Regions from separate parts of the Homo sapiens genome. Here region 1 is linked to region 2. A link is an interaction called in ENCODE POLR2A ChIA-PET data of the cell type or tissue named here. Cell type or tissue: A673. All regions are shown on one strand.

What was found. ChIA-PET counts read pairs that join two places held together with the same protein. Peaks named below come from ENCODE experiments on the same cell type or tissue, not always from the same donor. Only the 100,000 strongest peaks of a DNase experiment are listed, where the experiment ranks them.
Region 1: POLR2A ChIA-PET joins it to region 2 with 14 read pairs; 2 of 35 experiments call an interaction of 5 or more read pairs at or near these places.

Annotation. Positions count from the first base shown.
Region 1 is chr6:70,539,533-70,542,032 of GRCh38, reverse strand. All of the region lies in intron 20 of FAM135A (family with sequence similarity 135 member A), which reads right to left. Among named protein-coding and RNA genes, the nearest start is that of SDHAF4, 26 kb to the left of the region's middle. In A673, no CTCF peak of the experiment used is centred here; no DNase peak of the experiment used is centred here.
Region 2 is chr6:70,370,108-70,372,607 of GRCh38, reverse strand. All of the region lies in intron 1 of LOC105377848 (a long non-coding RNA gene), which reads left to right. Among named protein-coding and RNA genes, the nearest start is that of LINC01610, 23 kb to the left of the region's middle. In A673, a CTCF peak has its summit at 889 (motif pointing left); DNase peaks (open chromatin) are centred at 947 and 1,927; H3K4me3 peaks cover 694 bases.

The sequences.
Region 1 (2,500 bases), 170 kb before region 2:
TACATGTGGCAGGGTAACCAGTTTGAACAATAATTTAAATAAAAGTGATGAAGGCTAAACTAAGGCAGTGGCAAAGAAGAAGAGAAGCATCCATCAGCCACTAAGAAGGTTAAATGTTTTAAAACTTGGCAATTCTGTAGATATGGGGTATAAATAAGAAAGCAGAGTCAAGAACACTTTCTAAGTTTCTCACTAGGCAGATGATGCCATTCCAGTAGATGTGGAATCCAGAGAAGTAATCAGGGGACAGATGCACTGTCTGAAAACACTAGATTTGAAGCACCCATGAGACATCTCCATGAAGATGCTAAGTAAGCCTCTAGGTGTATAAGTCTAGAGCACAGCACAGAGGACAAGCTAGAGATATATATTAATATTTGAGAGCTACCAATGGTAAAGATGGATATGGAATGATGCTGTCCAAGAAGAATGTACAGAGTGAGAAGAGCAGAAGACAGAGGCTAAAACACAAGAACAGCTTTCATAAAGGGGCAAGGAAAGAAAAGAAACCCATATAGGAAGCAGAAAAAAAGCCAAGATGGAAAAAAACCAGGAGAGGTGGATCCCACAAAAATGGAGAAAGGAAAATATTTCAAGAAGGAGTTTTCAGTAGTCTTAAATGTCTTAATATTCAAATAAAAGCAAAGAGATCACTGGATTTGGCAAGCTTCAGTGGAGTGGTGCAGACAGAAACCAAAAAAGTGAAAAAAAGGGGGGAGTAATAAAGTGACTGTTCTTTCAAAAGGTTCAACCCTACCCCCCAACACTCTCAGAAAAAGGGGAAAGGGGGACAAGTACAGAATAAGAGATCAACAGAAATATTTATTATTATTATTAAGATGGAAGAAATGGGAATAACTTTATCTATTAAAGGATTAATTACTGAAAGAGTAAGAGTTTAAAGATACTGATGAGAAGGTATGAGTTCCAAAACAGAGAGGGTAATTATTCTTGAACAGATTATAAATCTTTCACTGAACTAAAAGGAAAACATAGGTTAATTAATGTTGGTAGGTAGAAAGAAATGTCTTGAACTTCAAAGATAAAGTAGAAAGCAAAAGCAAAGCTAACTGTGAGAAATGAAGGGAGCAGTGAAAACCTGATGTTTGAGGAAAGGTGAAACTTTGGGAGAGTGTCTAAGGGAATAGATAGGAAGCTAACTAAAGATAACTAGATAGGGACCCTGTGGACCTACAGTGCTGCTGATTCTGCATGTCTGTGTGATCTTTTTTGGAAGAGATCAAAGGCTAGGTATAAAAACAGTAATATAGATTTGCAAGATGACTAGGATAGAAAAACAAAGAGTAATACATGAAAGACAAAAGTAATCCATGAAGTCTGAGACTTGAGTCAGGAAGGGAGTAAAACCATGAACGGGAGGGAGACTTAAGAAAATGTAGCAGGAATTAGCCAGGTGCGGTGGCTCACGCCTGTAATCCCAGCACTTTAGGAGGCCGAGGCGGGCGGATCACAAGGTCAGGAGATCGAGACCAGCCTGGCTAACATGGTGAAACCCCGTCTCTACTAAAAAATACAAAAAATTAGCTGGGCGTGGTGGCGGGCGCCTGTAGTCCCAGCTACTCAGGAGGCTGAGGCAGGAGAATGGTGTGAACTCGGGAGGCGGAGCTTGCAGCGAGCCGAGATCGTGCCACTGCACTCCAGCCTGGGCGGCAGAGCGAGACTCCGTCTCAAAAAAAAAAAAAAAAAAAAAAAAGTAGCAGGAATCATAAATGAGTCTAAAAAGCAGATGAGAAGGGAGTGAGAGAAAAAGAAGGATAAGACATCACAGTAACAGAATGGAACGTTGGCTGAAATTTCAGGACTACAGTGTAGCCGTGGGTATGAGTTCAACATGGAGTGGAATGAAGGGACACTGGAGTTGAGAAAGGCATGGTGATGCATAATGAATTATCTAAAGGGTTGACTCATCAAATTACCAAAAATGATTCCAGATCTAAGTACGTTAAGACCCAAGAGGAGAATCTTTTCCCAAACATAATCATGTTACAAACATTTGTCAATGTCTTTCTTTTTTTTGAGACGGAGTCTCACTCTGTCTCCCAGCCTGGAGTGCAGTGGCATGATCGCGGCTCACTGCAAGCTCCGCCTCCCAGGTTCACGCCATTCTCCTGCCTCAGCCTCCCGAGTAGCTGGGACTACAGGTGCCCACCACCACGCCTGGCTAATTTTTTTGTATTTTTAGTAGAGACGGGGTTTCACCGTGTTAGCCAGGATGGTCTCGATCTCCTGACCTCGTGATCCGCCCGCCTCAGGCTCCCAAAGTGCTGGGATTACAGGCGTGAGCCACCACGCCCGGCCGTGTCAATGTCTTTTATTCTCCTGGGATAACCAGGAGGTCATTATATTAAAGAATAATAGATGGTAGCACAGCTTGGATGATACAAGCCTCAAATAAAGTGGTTTTATATAACAGTGGAGGAGTAATGATTGCAATTAGAAATGGAAAGCAAGAGGGCTATTTTCCTTACTTTAGGTGGTA
Region 2 (2,500 bases):
ATATCTATACAATGGAATATTTTCAGCCCTAAGAAGGAATGAAGTTCTGATACATACTGAAATACGGATAAATCTTGAAAACATTATGCTAAATGAACAAAATCAGTCACAAAAGACCATATGTTGTATGATTCTATTTATATGAAATATCCAGAATAGGCAAGTCCATAGAGACACCAAATAGATGAGAGGTTGCTGATGAGGTGGGACAGGGAGGGGGATGGATATGACAGCCAATAGACACAGGGATTCTTTCAAGGGGGACAAAAATGTCCTGACATTATGGTGATGGTTGTACAACCCTGTGACTATACTAGCAAGCACTGAATTGTGCACTTTGAATGGCTGGATTTTATGGTATATAAATTTTATCTCAATAAAGCTGTTAAAAATGTTATTTGGAATGAAAATCAGCATGAATATTTATCAATAAAAAGCTAAATTTAAGGCATTTAAATTGCACAATAGATCACCAGATGTTTTCAATTTAAATTCAACTAATTTTTAATCTGTTCCTAATAGTTGCATGCATATATTTACCTGTGTTCATTCCAAAAGTGGGGAAAGGGGGAATCACTGGTTTTAATCCTTCCCTATCCTGTGGTAATTTTTTCATAGCTAAAAATGGATAAATTTCAAGGAATATATTTTATTTTTTACCACCAATTTTCTTCCCTGTTCCCATGTATGACAAATTATAAAATTCTTGTATTCTAAACTTTCATACGGAAAACTTAAATATGATGTAGGGAAATATTATTTATTTATTCTTCTTCTTATCCTCTTTGACCCAAGTTAATACAAACTTTTCTTCTCTATGTCCACCATACAAAGATTCTGTGTTTTGTGTTTTGCTTAAACTACTTTTAAGCCAAGGCTGAGTCTCCAAGTCTATGCCATCTAGTGGCAAGATTGAAGAAATTCTGGTTTCTTTACTAGCTTTAAATGTACAAATGTTGGCAGATGTCCAAGAAATGTTAAGAACCATCAGCAAATTAGTGACTAATCTTTATGTTTACTCTTTAATTCAAAGCAGTGAACTATGTGTTTACATAAAGTTTTTATGACTTTATCAATCTTGTATTTTTTTCAATTTGGCTGCCTGAAATTTAAAACCTAGGAATTCAAGACTTACTAATTTATTGCTAGTTTCTAACCACTTACAATTGAAGCAGGCGAGATTTTACAAAATATTTCTGGGTGCAGTGTAAACAGAAGATAATTGAATAATTTATTATTTTTTTCCAGTAATATTAACTACGTTCAATCTTAAATTCTGATATGTATGTATATCAAATATTGGTTATATTCACTGCTTTAAATTAAACTTTGAGTATAATTTTCCACATTTATATAATGATAGATCTGCATACCATGGGTTTATTTTTATGACTGATGAAATTATGTCTGTCACATTCAAAGCCAAAAATAGTCTGTCCCATTCCTTCCTTAGAATATGTAAAATCCAATATTAGTAATGTCTTTATCTACTGACATTGTAATGAAGCCATTTTTACGCTGTTTTGTAATAAGCATATTGCGTTACTCAGAATATGTCATGCTTACTTCAGAGTGATCTACTTTGATCAAATTGTCAGCATAGAAGTTGCTTTGGGTCAGCTGGTTTTATTCAGCGACAGAAAAATACTATTTTAAAAAATAAAAGTGGAACGTACCCAAGGTAAGTTTAAAGGTGAAATAAAGTACAATTATTTAAAATAGAAATGAGGTGATTTGATTGTGGACTCAGCTCACTTCTGAGTAAATGTTAACTTACTTTCAAAAAAGTTATGTCAGACATGTAGGCAACATGTTCAGTAATATCTTGGATAGGGATTTAAATAAACGCAGCTTCTGGATACTCAGCTGCAGCATTTACATTCAAATGAACCAAAATCTTATTACTGAGGATGAATTTAGAGAGGATAAGCTTAAACCTTAATCCTCAATAAATCATGCTGTTTGGAACGGACACTGGCAAACTATGAATCTTTCCATCACTTTAGAAAATAGATTAGCATATGTGCGCGTTTGTAAATTATTAATGTGTTCATTCTTAACAGGGCTGCACAGGGGTGAAGATGGGGAGGACAGTGAAAACAGCATGTTTAATGCATCATCTTCTTGTCTAAATGCCATTGATTAAGGGCTGCCATGTTTAATTATTGCTAATATTCTCCACAATCCTAAAATTATAGACTGCTAGGTGAGAACCTAAAGAAGGGAACTTAAAGAAGTCATCAAATCTGTCCCTGATATTTGTGGGTCCAGTAGCATTCTGGAGGTAAGAACCTCTTTGTTTTGTTAGGAAACCTCAACTCATGGCTACACAAACTAGCCTGGTGACTGCCATAGCAAACCCTTTGTCCATACCAAGACAATGTTCCTATTTTCACTTTTCTCTCATTTGTGTACATATTAGCTTATTCTTTGGATGTGATTAATCATCATCTCCCCAGTTTTGATAAATTTCCAGTGGAAGTTTCCTGGACATCCACAC